Regions from separate parts of the Homo sapiens genome. Here region 1 is linked to region 2. The links are chromatin loops, found by intact Hi-C in ENCODE. Cell type or tissue: HepG2. All regions are shown on one strand. Each heading gives the region's core, and the rest is flanking DNA. Links, peaks and the distances in the headings are about the cores only.

Region 1 (8,335 bases), core at 47-8,046, 910 kb after region 2:
AACTTATTCATTCTACATGATCGGCACTTTGTACCCTTTGACCAATATCTCCCCATTTCCTCCACTCCCCAGCCCCTGGCAACCACTGTTCTACTCTCTACAACTATGAGTTCTAGTTTAATTTAGAATCCACATCTCAATTAGACCATGCAACACTTCTCTTTCTCTGTCTGGCTTATTTCACGGTATCATGTCCCCCAGGTTCATCCATGTTGTTACAGATGGCAGGATTTCCTTCCTTTTTAAGGCTAAGTAATATTTCATTTTATATATATACTCATGGACCACATAATGTTTTGGTCAATAACAGACTGTATATGCAATGGCATCCCATAAGATCATAATACTGTATTTTTACTATACCTTTTCTATGTTCAGATACCTTTAGATACACACAGAACCATTTTGTTACCATTGCCTACAATATTCAGTACAGTAACATGCTATACAGGTTTTTAGCCTAGGAACAACAGGCTGTACCATATAGCCTAGGTGTGTAATAGGCTACACCACCTAGGTTTGTGTAAGTATACTCTATGATGTTTGCACAACAACAAAATCACTCACAAACACATTTTTCAGAATGTATTCCCATTGTTAAGTGATACATGTCTTTATAGACGATTGAATATATAGATATGTGTATATCAAGGAGCAATAGGCTCCTAGATGCACACACCACATTTTATTCATTCATCCATTGGTGGAAAATCAGAATGATTCTACATCCTGGCTATTATGAATAATGCTTCCATGAATATGAGAGTGCAGATATTTCTTCGACATACTGCTTTTATTGCCTTTGATGGCAGATGGAGGATTGCTGGATCATATGGTAGTTCTATTTTAAAATTTTTTTTAGAAAACGTCATGCTGTTTTCCATAATAACAGTACTAATTTAAATTCTCACCAATAGTGTACAAGAGTTTTCTTTTCTCCACATCACACCAACGCATGTTACCTTTTGTTTTTTTATTATAGCCATCCTAACAGGTGTAAAAATGGCTCAGATATCTCATTGCCATAAATGCATTATTGTCCACTTCATTAACATGTGACTTTAAGAACCAGCATTTTTTTATTTTCAGAATGACTAAAGGTCATCATATGTACACAGAGCTTTATCTTTATGAGACCTGGACCTACAAGGATATGTAATGTATAATACAACATAATAGACTAAGAAATTCCCTTTATATTTAACTATGGATATAGTTAAGTATGAAACTTCCTTAATATTTAAATTTTTAATACTGGTTCTAAAATCAGCACTCTTGTACCTGGTCAGCTCAAAATACTATTATTTATTTATTTTTGTTTGTTTTAATAAAATAATGAAGAATATCAATGAAAAATGTCCAAATACATGGAAATAAATTGAGTAAAAAGAATAAATCCAGTAATTAGTCTGGGAGTACAAAGCAGGGTTGATTTCATTACATAATCATTTCCAAAGGGAACTAGCTGTCTTCCTTTTGAATCTTGATTAAAGGTGTGCATAGGAAGGATATTCTACTCCATGTTCCTTGGGGATTTCTTTCCATGATCTGGTTTCCCTTGAGTAGTTGGTATGATTAACTGGGCTGGTTTCTTTTATAATTGTCCTGAAGCGCTTTGCATTTTGCAAAACTGCTTCGCAATTGTTTTTTTCTCAGGATGTACTTAAAAATGAATCCATTAGGTGTAGCGGGCAAGCACAGCTCAGGGAGGTGTTGTTAGCAAAGCCAGAATAAAATCACAGAAAGTCTTCCCATTTTTTTAGGGTGCTCAAAGTGCTTTTCTCAAAATATTTGCATTTCCAAAACTCAAATATGTCCAGAAGAACGGTGAACTTAGCTTTTCCTCTTTGGATTTAGGATAGAGTTGTCAGATAAAATACAGGATGTCCAGTTAAATTTGAATTTCAGATAAACAATGAGTATTTTTTTAGTATAATTAGGCCCCATGTAATACTAGAAATTCTAATAGTTCTGCATTTTATTTGCTAAATCTGGGAATCTTAACTTAGGAAGATAATGTTACTCACCCCAGAGCTGTATGAACTTTGGGCAAGGAACTTAATGGATTGAAATCTCCTCATCTCTAAAAATAAAATGTTGTACTACAAAAATTGCAAGTGCATTTTATTTCTAATTCAGCTATGATACAACATCTTTTCATCATGCAAGATTTATCTAGAGGTATAATTACGGGTCATGCAAAGAGTGCCCCATTTGGAGTAAGAAGGATCTGAGTTTGATCCCACCATTAATTAACTATGTGATCTTAGGCAATCAAATTCTTGAAATCTCGGATTCTTTATCTACAAAAATGGGGATAAGGTACTCATTATAAGGGTCAAATTAGTTGATGTGTATAGAAGTGTTTTGGACCTATGTGAAGTCATAAGCAGATTATGACTTACTAGGAAGAAGTTACTCTCAAGCAATGTAAAATGAGTTATTAGCTAAGTTGCATGGTCAGAGATCCGTTCTCCTGTATGACTCAAACCAAGTTTTCAAGCTCAGGTAAGTTCTTAAAAAGGTACCCACAAGTAGTCATTTTACTATCTTTGCTCTTTGTATTTTAGGAGACTTACGGTTCAAGCGTCAGCTCTACACCTCGGTTTCTTCAAATAGCAAATGAGCAAAAATAATACCCACTGCACACATGTATCATGAGAGCTGAGTGTGAAAACATAGAAAACACCTGGCACACAGAGTTTCTCACTAGAAATATCAGTTCCTGCTCTTCTCTATGGTTCTCTTGGATGCCTCAGTTGAAGCCTGCTCTGGGTACAGACCACTGGTGAGTGGGTGTGTTTAAGGCGCGGGCCTCTGTTTCCATTCCCCTTTTCTATGTAGCAGTTCTGTTGTCAGAGCCCAGCAGGACTAGGAAGGCCTCTTCCAATCTCCAGATCTCCCTCTATGAGGGAGCCTGAGATGCCTAACATGTTTTGTATCTTCTGATCTCTAGGGACTCAGAAGACAATAATAACCTTCCCTACCTCAACCAGATTCAAACCAGAAAGTGGCAAGAGAAAAGTCGCCTTGACCCAAAGGGGCATCCAGCCTCTCCCATTTCAGACGCAGGATAATGCAATCCAGACCACATGAAATTTCCCGTATTTGAAGACTGCCTCAGCCCTCTTTGCACCAGGCTTTCCAGCCTCTCTCCCTCTTGCCTCAGACTAAGCTCTCCCTCAACCACATTGTGTGACCAGGCCAATCCTTGGAGACAGAGAGATGTCTGCACTAGGGAACTTCCAAGCTGCCCAGGGGATGATGAATTCACCCCTGGCAGAAGCCAACTTGGAAACGGCATCACGGTGCTTTGTGAACATATCTATGGTGCAACAGTGACCTCCAGTGGCTGAGCCAGGAGGCAACCACTGCCCACACTGTCTCAGGCAACCCTGTCCTCCCGGAGGCTAGCGTACAGGATGATAAGCTCTTCTTGGAACCACTTCCCAGAACACCTATGCACAATATCTTAAAAAAAAAAAAAAAAAAAAAAAAAAAAAAAAAAAAGAGAGAGAGAGCAAAAACATAAGCCCAGAGTTACTCACCAATTGAATCCGACCATGTCACTCCACCACTTAGAAAACGTATGTGGTTAGTAGTCCCTCTATTGATCACAGAATAAAGTCTAAAGTTCTTAGTACCACAGACAGAGTTCTTTAGGATCTGGGTATGACTACCTGTCATTTCCTACAATGTCCTCTTTCATTAATACACACCAGACTTTCCCCTAGTCTCTAAATGGCCTGCTCTATTTTAAGTTGAGCAGTAGAGGGTCCTCTATTTAAATGACCTTCTTCACTTTTCTACTGGTACAATTTTCTTTTCTTTTTTCTTTTCTTTTCTTTCGTGTGTGTGTGTGTGTGTGTGTGTGTGTGTGTGTGTGTCTGTGTGTGTTTGTCAGGGTCTTGCTCTGTCACCAAGGCTGGAGTGTAGTGGCACAATCAAAACTCACTGCAGCCTTGACCTCCTGGGCTCAAGTGATCCTCCCACCTCAGCCTCCTCAATAGCTGGGACGATAGGTGTGCACCACAATACCTGCCTAACTTTTTAAAATCCTTTTTCTTTGGAAGGGTTTCATGTCAAAAATTGCCATCTTAGTGACACTTTCAGTATTATCTCTCCTTACCACTGTAGAATTAATTTTGTTTTCAAAACATACAGCAAGTGGAGTTAAAAACAATCCATTTATTTATTCAAAAAACAATAATAAGACATCTATTATAATGCCAGTCATTGTCCTGGATAGTCAGGATAACAGATAAAAGAGGCATGCTTTCTGACCTCAGAATGCATATAGACTAGTGGAGAATACATAGAGAAATCATTGCCATAAAGTATAGCAAGGAGCTATGTGCAAATTACACAACTGGCTTAAGAATGGAGGTCATCCCTTCAGCCTGTGCAAAAGGCAATTAGAGATCCTGCCCCAACAGTGAGAGGCATTGTCTGGGTCTTGAAGGAGTAGGAGTTAGCCAGGCACTGTAATCCCAGCCACTAGGGAGGTTGAGGCAAGAGGATTGCTTGAGGCCAGTTCTAGATCAGTCTGAACAACATAGCAAGACCCCCATCTCTACAAAAAAATTAAAAATTAGCCCAGTGTGGGGACGAGCACCTGTAGTCCCAGCTACTTGGGAGGCTGAGGCAGGAGGATTGCTTGAGCTCAGGAGTTTGAGGCTGCAGTAAGCTATGATCAAGCCACTGCGCTCCAGCCTGGGTGACTGAGCAAGGCACCATCTCAAGGGGGAAGAAATAAAGGAGCCAGGAAGATAGGATAATTTTAAAAGGGAAAGAAGAAATGAAGCATATTTGAGGCATCAAGTAACTTACACAGAAGCACGAATGTGTTGGAACAAGGGAGTAATCCATCATGGTTGGCACATGCTGCACAGCAGAGAGATATAGAGCTAGAATGCAGACTGGGATCAGAAGGCAGGATCAAGAGTGTAAAATGTTGGTTATGGGAATGAGGAGTCATTAAAGGCTCTTGAATGAAAGCACTATTTAGAAGGAATACGCTGGCACAACTAGCAATAGCACATAAGGAAAGCAAAAAGAAATCAAAATTAGGTTTCTTCCTGTTCTTGGTACTCAGAGTCACTGGGGTGTCAGTCCAATCTAATCTGAGAGGCTAAAGTAAGGTCAGTGAGTGGGTAAACAGACAGGTCAGGCACAGGACATAAACGGAGAAGACCTAAAACACAAGAAGAGCAGTCACTTGGTGTGTAGTTGTGAATAGAAACAAATGCCAAGGCCAGGCACAGTGGCTCACACCTGTAATCCCAGCACTTTGGGAGGCGATGGGGGGTGGATCATTTGAGGCCAGGAGTTTGAGACCAGCCTGGCCAGCATGGTGAAACCCCATCTCTACTAAACATACAAAAATTAGCTGGCTGCGGTGGCTCATGCCTGTAGTCCCAGCTATTCGGGAGGCTGAGGCAGGAGAATCACTTGAACCCAGGAGGCAGAGGTCGCAGTGAGCCAAGATCATACCACTGCACTCCAGCCTGGGTATAGAGTGAGACTCTGTTTCAAAAAAAAAAAAAAAAAAAAGCCAAAGTTTCAGAAAGTAAGAGGTCCAGGTCCAGGTGAAAATGTGGAGAAGTCCCACCTTAGTCTAGTGAACAGCACCTTGCTGGATCATGGTCACTTTGAAAGGGCTGGATCCTGACTGTCAAGGGAGAGGGTCCGATGAAGCTGCTCTAAAAAGTCTATTGTGACCCTGGAGGGCCTTCCCCCAAGGGACCAATGGAACTCCACTCATGATTCAAATATGTGTCCTGAGTATCTGGGAGATGACAGAGGCATGGGTCTGTTCCTCGGCCTCCAGATAATAAGTACTGGCTGGACGTCCTGTCGCAGGATCTATTATGTGTCCTTTCTGGACATTTTATGAATGGGGGAAGATAGCTGTCCCTTGACATACAGGTGACTAAGATATCTGGAAGACAGTATAAACTGGAGACTGCATATCTATGCATTTTTGCATGTACACATCCCAGAGACATAAGGCACACAGATGAAGACCCACGATCAATTTCTAATAGCGCCTCTCTTAGGGAAGGCAGCCGACGTAGGAAGAGGATGGTATGGACCTCCATCTCCCCTATACTGAGCTGCTATTGTTGTACTTAACACAGCATAGTGCACCCGTCTGTTCACTTATCTATTTGTTACACTAGAAAACATGCTCCTTGAAGACAACAGACACATCTCCTTCAACTAGCACAGTCAGCATTCAATAAATATTGGTTGAATTAAAGAATAAATAAGCGACCCTGGGATGGGAGAAATTGGTTATAAAGTTCCCGCAGACACCTACGCATTGGACTGGAGCACCAGAAGGTCCTGAATCTTCCTGGATTTGTCCTTTATCCTTTATAGACATTGCTAACATGTGAATTAGAACAATAAATGTTAATTTTGGAAACAGATGAAAGTAATTTTGAATTCAAGCTGTGCCACTTTATTCGCTTGGGCAATTTACTTAAATTGCCTAAGACATTGTTTCCTCTCCTAAAATATAAAGATAATAATAATACTCTTCTTACTAAAATGTGGCGAGAGTAAGAAATTATACATGTAAAGTGCAGGATGTAGCAAATAGTAGACCTCCAATGAATAGTGGCTGTTGTGATTATTGCATGGAGTCTCTCCTTACAATGGACTTTGAACCAACACAAACCCCGGAAACCACAGTGGATAATTTTATCCAACAAGCACTTCTGGTGCAGGATTCAGGAACTAAAGAAGGCTTTGGTATGACTGGGGTGTTTTGCGTCCATGATTCTGTGGTGGAAACATACAGATGGGTGCTTGTGCACCAGCCGGACAATTCCAGGGGCCTTGCTGAATATGAAGTAATGTCAGTATGGGGGCATGCCTGCATCCATACATCAGTCTGCTGTTGCTGGAGTTAGGGGAGGGAAGCTATGAATTCCTCAGGTCCGAGAATCACTTATGGAGGCTACACAAGTACTTTGACATCCAAGACAAGACAAAGCACTAGTGAAACGAGAAAGGTTCCCTTGGCCCCCTTTCAGGGCATGTGATGGGGGTGTGGCTCGCTTCTTCAGTGCCCCGCTGCTCAAACCTCTAGGGGAGCATACAGACAGGAAGGCTGTGGGGTTTCAACCCCATGGCAGTGTCTAGGGGTGGATGTTTACAGCTCCTGAAGCCCCAGTGGGCATGTGTTACAGGGTGCTCTCTTAGTTTGCCGCCTACAGGCGGCTTGCGTTGACCAGCTCAATTAGACCCTCTAGCTTGTCCCAAGGACAGAGGGCTTTCTGTATCCCTGGATTTCTTGCCTTGGTGTACTGGAAGAATCTGATCACGCATGGGTTTGGAGAATGAGTGCAAGGTTTTATTGAGTGGAAGTAGCTCTCAGCAGATGGGGGAGCCAGAAGGGAGATTTTTTCCCCTGGAGACCAGCCGCTTGGAGATCCGGGCTCTCCTGCGACTGCCCCAGCCAAACTCCCCGTCGCTCCGTGGTCTATGGCCTGCCGCCTGCTGGTGCCTATCGGGTGCTCTTCCGCTGCTGTGCTCTCAACTACCAGCCGCTTGCGTCTTCTTCCACGATGTGTTCCTCATGACATCCAGCCACTGTGTCTCTGCCTTGCTAAGGTTTCTGGTTTTTATAGGCCCAGGATGGTGGCGTGGGAGGGGGGCCAGGGTGGTCTTGGAAAATGGAACATTTGGGCGCCAAAGGCAGGAGCGCCTGTTGTCACCTAGGTCCTTGGGGGTGGAGCTCTATCCAGGGAACCACCTTTCTCTACTCAGCACTTCCCTTACCCCCTTCCCTGTCATTCAAAGGGACCACGTTCTTCCCTTCCCAGCACTTCCATATCACTAGTACTACATCCAAAGCACTAGTACTACAGATCTAGCTCCTACAATTATAGGTGACAGCATAAAGAAGTAAAAAAAAAAAAAAAAAAAGAAAAGAAATGACACTCTTAGCTGAGGTTGCTGGTTAGAAAACAAAGATGTTTAATACCATAAAACTCACTCTGAAGTTGACTTCATAGAAGTAGAGTGTAAAATAGTGGTCACTAGAGACTGGAAAGGCATCAGAGGTGGTGGTGGGTGAGGACGGAAAACCAGAGGTTGATTAACAGACACAAAATTAGGGACATGGATGAAATTGGAAAACATCATTCTCAGTAAACTATCGCAAGAACAAAAAGCCAAACACCGCATATTCTCACTCATAGGTGGGAACTGAACAATGAGATCACATGGACACAGGAAGGGGAATATCACACTCTGGGGACTGTTGTGGGGTGGGGGGAGGGGGGAGGGATAGCATTGGGAGATATACCTAATGCTAGATGAC
Region 2 (8,335 bases), core at 59-8,058:
CCATAATATTAGTTCCTTACAGAAAAATTTGCCTACCCCCGTATTAGAGAGTCAGTATCTATTAATCATGCTTGAGATTGGGGGTTTGATGCCAGACAGCTCTGGATTTCACTTTTGGCTTCATCTTCATCAGCTGTGTACTCTTGGCAAAATACTTAATGCTACTGCCCTTGTTTTCTCATTTTGAATTAGCGACAATAAAATCTCTCCTAATGTTGTCTTGAGGGTTTAATGATGCACTTTATGTCAAATGCTTTAGCTCTAGGCTTGGCAGAAAACAAGTGCTCAATAAATTGTGGCTTTTACTGTTGCTTCCTGAAGCCACATCTGTACTCGTGTGCACTTGCCCAGGGCTAGAGGGCCCAGCCAGCCGCAGTGCTCATGGCCTCTTCCCTTCTCTGGATCCCTTACAGAGCCCCTCTGTACGCACTTCATGGACTTTGTGTGTAAGAACCGCCAGCAGTGCCTGTTCCACTCCATGGTCTGTGACGGAATCATCCAGTGCCGCGACGGGTCCGATGAGGATGCGGCGTTTGCAGGATGCTGTGAGTTGGGGCAGGCAGGGGAGGTGACTCACGGTCACTAAAGAACTTGCATGGGGGTTTGGCCACCCTGGGGTTGTGTCTCTATTTAATAACTGACAGGTCTTGGTTGAGTGTCGAGGGTTTGACCACCCTGGAGTTGCACCTCTATTTAGCTTACATGTCTAGGTTGAGCATCCAAGCTTGCCTTTTCTGAGAAAGACTTTCTTTTGTTGCTTAAGGAATCCTGCTTTTCAGTTGTGGGTGTATGTATAAGGGGCAGGATGGCGAGTGACCAGGGTCTTGGCTCAAGGGTCGCTGAAAGTGAGAGGCCTTTCTTGCCAGTACTGTATCAGATGGCACTCCCAGCGTGCCGTAGCCCCTTACCCTGCTTCGATGATCCTGTCACAACTTGCCCCAATTTGGACCTGTCTGTTCATTTTGCTGCCTGAGCTTTACAGGAGCAGGGGCTTGTTTTGTGCATTGCTATGGCCCTCTCCTAAAATAGTGCCCTTCTTGGAGCAGCTCTTATATTTGTTTCCTGGGACTGCTGTAGCAGAGTACCACAGACCAGATGGCTCAAACAACAGAAATTTATTTCTTGCAAGCCTGGAAGCTAGCAGTCCAAGATCAAGGTGTCGGCAGGGTTGGGTTCCTCCGAGGCCTCTCTCCCTGGCCTCATAGACGGCTGCCTGGCTGCCTTCTCCCTGGCTCTTCACACGGTCTTTCCTCTGTACACATCTGTGTCTAAATTTCCTCTTCTGTAAGGACACCAGGCCTATTAGATTCGGGCCACCCAGATCACCTCATTCTAACGTTTCCTCTTTCAAGCCCTTATCTCTAAATACAGTCCTGTTTCTGAGAGACTAGAGGTTGGGACTTAAACACATGATTTTTGGGAGGATAAACTCAGCTCATAACACGACTCGGTAAAGATTCATGGAATGGATTAATTAACAAAGTGTGTGCTCTGTTTAGATTAGGTTTGGCTTTTGCTTTCAAGGCATGGTTTAGCCAGACAGTCCTTTGCCAGAACTCACTGCTGTTCCCCCTTGCTTCTGGGCACCACTGCTGCTTCGACCCCTCAGCATGGAAGTTCCTGGACTTCATGGATGTTTGTTCCCTCTGTAGCCCAAGATCCTGAGTTCCACAAGGTATGTGATGAGTTCGGTTTCCAGTGTCAGAATGGAGTGTGCATCAGTTTGATTTGGAAGTGCGACGGGATGGATGATTGCGGCGATTATTCTGATGAAGCCAACTGCGGTAAGATGTCCAGTCTGCCTCCTCACATCCTAATCCTCTAGTTAACAGTGATGCCTGCAGTTACAGGGACACTCACCGGCAACCCCACTGCAGACTTGGCCTTCCCGTAACTCAGCAGCAGTTGCTGCCAGTTCCTGAATACTCATACGAGTTGAGTCTTGAAGGGGGCAGCTGGCACCCAGCAGGTGCTAGGGAAAAGTTTATTTGATCTCCTTTCCTTTCTGTGGTTGGGAAGACCACATTATGTATAAGGAAGGTGGTAGATAAGGAATTATGGTAAATATTATGGAGTGACCTCCCCCTAAAAGTGACAGGCCACAATGTAATAGTTATTGTCATGATTGGATTACCATCAATAGTTGTTTTATTCCTTTGGTAAAATGTCAGAATTAAAATTCAGGTGATTGTTCTCAGGATATTGTAGTATAGATCAGAGGAACATGGGTTAGGGGCTGGGAAGATGGGGTTTTGTTTAGTTTGTAGGTGTATTTTTTGTTCCCCATTGGGTCCATGAAGCTGCCTTATCTCTTTATGGGTGGGAAGTGTGGGTTGCCCTGGAACTTGGGTCTGGAGGAGGATGCCTAGAGTTGGAGCCCTGTGTTCACACTGATGCAGGGAAAGCAACTGATGATGTGGTTGATCTCTGCAGAAAACCCCACAGAAGCCCCAAACTGCTCCCGCTACTTCCAGTTTCGGTGTGAGAATGGCCACTGCATCCCCAACAGATGGAAATGTGACAGGGAGAACGACTGTGGGGACTGGTCTGATGAGAAGGATTGTGGAGGTAAGAGGCCCCTGGGGCCTGGGTTAGCCCCATAACCAAGACACACCAGAATAGTTCCACCAGCTATGCAGGATGTGCCTGGCTGATTCCGTGTTTTGGGGGGCATATTTTTGTGAGAGGAGTGACTCAAATTTTTTCTGTTCCTCTTTCTCATTTTGAAATAAGTGTGGTTGGTTTCTCCTATTTTCAGGCTATTTATTCCGTATTTGCAGGGCAGAGTGAGAAGTCTAGAGCCTTCCTACTCAAAGTATGGTTTGCAACCAGTAGCATCTGCATCTCCTTGGAACTTGTTAGAAATGTAGAATCTCTGACCTCACCCCAGACCTACAGAGTCAGAATCTGCATGCTAATAAGCCCCCAGGTCCTGTGTGCTCCACAATGCATTTGAGGAGCACTCATGTGGAATGCAGACTTGCCCCTTTCCTTTCTGGCATTCTCATCTCTGAACCAGGTCGTGGAGTAGTTGCGGTTGAATTAACTAGAACACAATGCTTTGCCTCAGTAGGAATTCTCTTAGCCACCCTGTGCCTCCTCAGCCACCTGTTTCTTTCACCAGCCCCTGCAAAAGCAAACTTATCTGAATATTAACCGAAATCAAATATAGTAAGGGAAATCTACTCCCCAAAAGGGAAAAGAATATTGCCTCTTCTGACAACCCATTATACATGATTTCTAGATTAGCCGCTGCTCAGAGCTGTGCCAGTCACTGGCCTCCCTCAGCAGGTACAGCTAAAACTGGGACATCCGCACTAGGTTTGGGACATATTTGGTCTAAGATCAAGCTGCTTCTAATGTTTTGGGTTTCCGTGCTTGGTGTTTTTCTCAGATTCACATATTCTTCCCTTCTCGACTCCTGGGCCCTCCACGTGTCTGCCCAATTACTACCGCTGCAGCAGTGGGACCTGCGTGATGGACACCTGGGTGTGCGACGGGTACCGAGATTGTGCAGATGGCTCTGACGAGGAAGCCTGCCCCTTGCTTGGTGAGTTCTGGCCCAGGTCCTCTCCTGTGGTACCTGCTATTGTGGAGAGGACCTTCTGGGGGTGTGCTCTGGGCACAATCCAACCGGGCCCCATGCCCTGCTGTCTGGGACTCTGCTGTGTGGCCAGGTTGCCTGTTACTAATGGTGTACCTCCAGGGAAGGCTGATTTCTAGCATTTTTTCCTGGATCATAGATGCATAGGAAATTGGAATGGGAGCATCTCATCCTCTATAACTGGCCTCTGACCTTCCTGCAAGATGCCAGCCACCCTGATTTCCACCCAGGCTATGGTTATGCCACCTTTGCTGCCTTCTTAGTGGGAAAGTACAAATTGGAATTAATGTGGAACTTTTTGTGTGTGTATTAAACTCTGGGGAGAGAGCCCAATTCAGCTTGCTAGTTGGCCGGCCTGTCCAACTAAAAGAAGGGTAAGCACTGCCATCTAGTGGCTAAACTCAAAGAGGCAGCTGAAGGTCTGTAGTCACCATATTGTTGGAGGTGGGGTAGAACTTGAAATCCCATTTCGTGTGTGCTCCTAACAGCAGGCGGAACAGAGGTGAGGATCCTGTGTTCTTTCCTAAGCAGGAGTCTACTTCAAACTCAGTTATAATAGGAGAACAAATAATTTTTTGCATGCTTTGCATGATCTTTTCCCTTCTTCTGTGAGCATGTTCTTTCCATTGCTTCCTTGTTTAAAAACATCAAAATCCCAAACTTTAGTGAACCTAAAGCATGTAGGGATCTCCTGGGTTCCACCCAGAAATTCTGATTCTATGTTTTTTATAAAACATTATAAAAATGATGTTTTTACTAGGGTGGTCTTTTTGCCATATTGAGTTTCCTCTTGTTCTCCTGTCTAGAAGATCAATTTTTGACAATTTCTATTTTCCAGGCCCTCTGTGAGCTGATTCCTCCTTGCCTCCCTGGATTCCTTACATCAGCCAAGCTAGATTCCTGATCTTCTTCAGATAGACTTGCTTCTTTCCTGCCTGTGCACCTGCAGCAAGGTTTTGCCCTCAGCAGGAACTCCTGTACCCTCAACCTTGTCTTCCTACTTTCCTTATCACTGAAACCCACCATCCATCAGTGCAAACAGAAGCATGGATTTTATAGCAAAAGAGACCTTGATATATTCATATCATCAGAACTTCTCAAAATGTGATGCAAAGACCACCCTAATGGAATCGCCTGGGGTGTTTATAAAAAAATGTAGAATCAGAATTTCTGGGTGGAGCCCAGGAGATCCCCATATGATTCTTAGGTTCACAAAAGTTTGGGATTTCTGCTTTGAACAAGTAGGGTATTATTCTCCTTTCAAGCTCCACCTCTGTGGCGCTTTCACTGATTCCTTTAAATGATTTCCATCTCTTTTCCAGTCTCATTAAACTTACCCATTGACCTTTTGATTCTTAACTATGATCTGCCATATATTGCTTCCTAATTATTTCATGCGTGTTGATCTTTGCTTCCATAGCCATTGTGTGGACTTCCTGTTTGGGAATCATGCTGTCTACTACTTTGAGTCCTGCTCTGTGTCTCCTACAATAATAGGCAAATAGTCAGTATCCCCTAAAATGCTTCTCAAATTAAAATGAATTGTAAAAGAGAAAACAAAACTTTGTGTCTGTCCTTTCTCCTCAAGGCCTACATATTTATTGAATAACTTGATTATCCTCTTCAAGTTGTTTTTGCTTATTGAAACTCTGACCAGGACATTAATAGACTCTAGCAAATTCTGACTAATCCAGTGATCAGATCTCTGTTTATATATCCTGTTCAGCTTTTGTACTTTCTTTTTTGTGCGCAGTGCTGGGACAAATTTAAACTCATTGTTATCTGTAGCTCGTGGATCTTCTTTGTTTAGTGTAGAAGTCTTCTAACTGGCTTATTAACCTCATATTTCTCCCCCTTTCAGTTTTTCTTCTGATAAGGCCCATACTGATGAATGCTCATGTCCTCCCCAGTATTGGAGCCCTCTGATGCCTCCCTTATTGTCCAGGGCATGATTTGCCTTGGCCTGGCATTCTCCCCCTTTTTATTTTTTATCACCTGTCTCCATGTACCTTGTGTTTCTGCAGAGTGGTTCTGAGATATAGGGAAAGCCCCTTTGAAAATCCAATGAAAACTATAGAATATGCACAATATCCTGAAGTTAATAATTGCTTTTTTCATTTGTTTGCTTAGGTTGTTTTGTACCATTTGCCAATGCTTTCTGCCTTTCAGTCGCCACTCAGGATAACTTTCCACAGGTCAACATGTCCAGGGATTTATCAAGTCCAGTTTTTCTCTTGGAGATACTCCTTCTAACAACGTGGATTCTCCTTTCGGGACAGATTGTTCTCTAGTCCTGCTGTGTGCCTGTTACCCAGGGACTTTCACTGCCTCCTTGGAATTCTCTTTGCCTTTCTCCCAGTTTAGATTCCTTGTTTCCTGGATCTTGTGTGTTGCTTTTTCTTGGTTTACTCCCTTGTTTGGGTGGAGTGCATCCTTCAGTAGCCTTGTCAGGTGAATATGATGACGCAGTGGCCAAGGACACTGTGATGACAGCTCTCAGGTGTTTGTCTCTTGAATTTTGCTGCTCTGGTTTGTATTGGTTGCCCTGTATACCTGGGGCACAACTGCCTTTTAGGACGTTGCACCATCATCATCTTCAGGATTTCCTTTACCTCCATCTCCTGTTGGAACTCCTGTTTTCTGTGTCCCAGTTTTTCTCTTTTTAGTTTAATCCCATGTTTCAGTAGAGCACGTTTTCTGGAAAATGCCTGAGAAAATGTATGTGGGAGGCCTGTGTGAGGTCTTGCTTGTCTTAAAGTGTTTTAATTCTGTCTTCAGACTTAATTGATAGTTGGGCTGGGTTTGGCGTGCTAGATTGTAAGTAATTTTCCTTCAGAGTTTTGAAGGTTTTGTTCCACTGCCTTCAAGCAGCTTTTCGGAAATCCAAAAGCCATTTTGATTCTGATTTTTTTTTTTTTGTATGTAACCTGTTTTTAATCCTCTAGAAGCTTGTAGAATCTTCCCTTTGGCACCAGTGTTTTAAAATTTCACAATGATGTGCTTTGCTCTGAGACCCTTTCCATCCAACATAGCGGACACTTGCATGCTTTTTGATATGGAAGTTTATATATTTTAGTTCAAGGAATTTTTCTTGAAGTTTTTATTAATGATATTTCCCTCTCTGTTTTCTCTTATTTCCTGGAACTCTTGTCATTCATATATTGTCTCCTGATCTGGTCTTCTTCCTTATTTTTTTGTTTAATCTTTTATAGTTTTGAAAATTCCCTTCCCCCACCCCCCCAATTTTCTAGGAGATTTACTCAACTTTATATTTCAACTCTTTGCTGAGTTTTTCATCTTTGTTGTCATGGTTTTAACTTTAAGAGCTTCTCCATTTTTACCACTGTCCCTTTTTATGGTATCCTGTTTTCTTTTTTTCTTGGATAAATAATATATTCTTTCTTTCTGAACGTATTAAGGATATTTGTTTTTGAAGTTTTCTTCTTGCAAAGCCTCTATTTCCTCCAAATGGCCTTTTTGGGGGTTAGGGCTCTGTTTGGCTTTCTGCCTTTCATGTCAAAGCCTTTTCTCAGATAGTTCTTGGTTGCTGCTTGTATTTAAGGCTGGGGACTAAAGTGCTGGTAAGTAATTCTGAGCACATGGGTGGGCTTGTCAACTTCGAGGTTCATGGCTGGGAACCATGGGGGAACTCTGAATCTTGGTTACTTCAGGGTTAGTCTCTGAAGCTGGTCATTTTCCCCAGAGAAGATTATTAGATCTCCTGCCTAGACAATAATTACCTTATTGCTAGGATCCTCGGAGAAGAGGACTGGGACTTCCATATGTAGGTTTAATCCCCCTTTTATCAGTAGGATATACTTGCTGTCAACTACGCCTATCTAAACAACTCTCTGTTTTTACTTTCTCCAAATAACAACCCTCCATTCTTCTATTGGGGTGACGTATGGGTTGGTTGCCTCGTGGGACTGATAGGAGGGGATATAAGGAATGTAGCTGCGTCTTAAACATCATTCAGTCAGTTCCCTTATTTTAACTCCTTCTTCACTTCCAGTTAGATGCCAGTTTCTGAACTTTTGGAGGACTGTGTGTTGTTGATCTGATTGGTTCTGAGCTTTCTCCTGTGACGGCTTAGGGTAGGACGCAGCCTTCGCTGGCCTCTTTAGTCACATACCGCTATCTGTCTTCTTTCCAGCTCCCAAATCTCATTATCCATGTCCTCGTGGATTTAGGTCTTTGAAAACAATCTCTTGACTGTGGCTTTAGTGGGATCCTGTGGGGAAGCAACATTAGATGTCTGTATCTACTCTGCTCTCTATCCGGAACTCGCATTTGTCTTCAGGTTCCCATTGTAATTTCTAAAGCACCGTAATCTCCTAGCATATTGATTGGTTGCTGTTATTGGCCAGCTCCCTCAATATTAAAAAGTAAATTTTAAAAATCTTTTATTTTAGCAAACGTCACTGCTGCCTCCACTCCCACCCAACTTGGGCGATGTGACCGATTTGAGTTCGAATGCCACCAACCGAAGACGTGTATTCCCAACTGGAAGCGCTGTGACGGCCACCAAGATTGCCAGGATGGCCGGGACGAGGCCAATTGCCGTGAGTAGTCAGAGAGCCCTTCACCCCCTGGGCACGTTTCTGCAGAGAGCACAGTTCTGGTGCTTCTGCTTCATTTCTGGATCAGCACACGCCTGTGTGTGAGTCTGTGTACTTGCGTAACCATGCTCTTACTGCATTCTCCACAAGCGCTTTGCCACGTGCACCCATA

What was found. Peaks named below come from ENCODE experiments on the same cell type or tissue, not always from the same donor. Only the 100,000 strongest peaks of a DNase experiment are listed, where the experiment ranks them.
Region 1: a loop joins it to region 2, with 32 times the contacts of the local background. A loop is called at or near these places in 9 of 110 quality-filtered maps.

Annotation. Positions count from the first base shown.
Region 1 is chr11:122,502,595-122,510,929 of GRCh38, forward strand. No RefSeq gene overlaps it. Among named protein-coding and RNA genes, the nearest start is that of TRK-TTT2-1, 53 kb to the right of the region's middle. RefSeq lists a silencer at 3,238-3,297. In HepG2, for the core only: a CTCF peak has its summit at 3,343 (motif pointing left); a DNase peak (open chromatin) is centred at 3,337.
Region 2 is chr11:121,587,607-121,595,941 of GRCh38, forward strand. SORL1 (sortilin related receptor 1) reads left to right here. Exons shown (of 48, transcript NM_003105.6): 28 at 414-545; 29 at 1,653-1,784; 30 at 2,434-2,568; 31 at 3,395-3,550; 32 at 8,017-8,166. Among named protein-coding and RNA genes, the nearest start is that of SORL1-AS1, 140 kb to the left of the region's middle. RefSeq lists enhancers at 2,258-2,357, 7,649-8,335. In HepG2, for the core only: a CTCF peak has its summit at 3,998 (motif pointing left); a DNase peak (open chromatin) is centred at 3,985.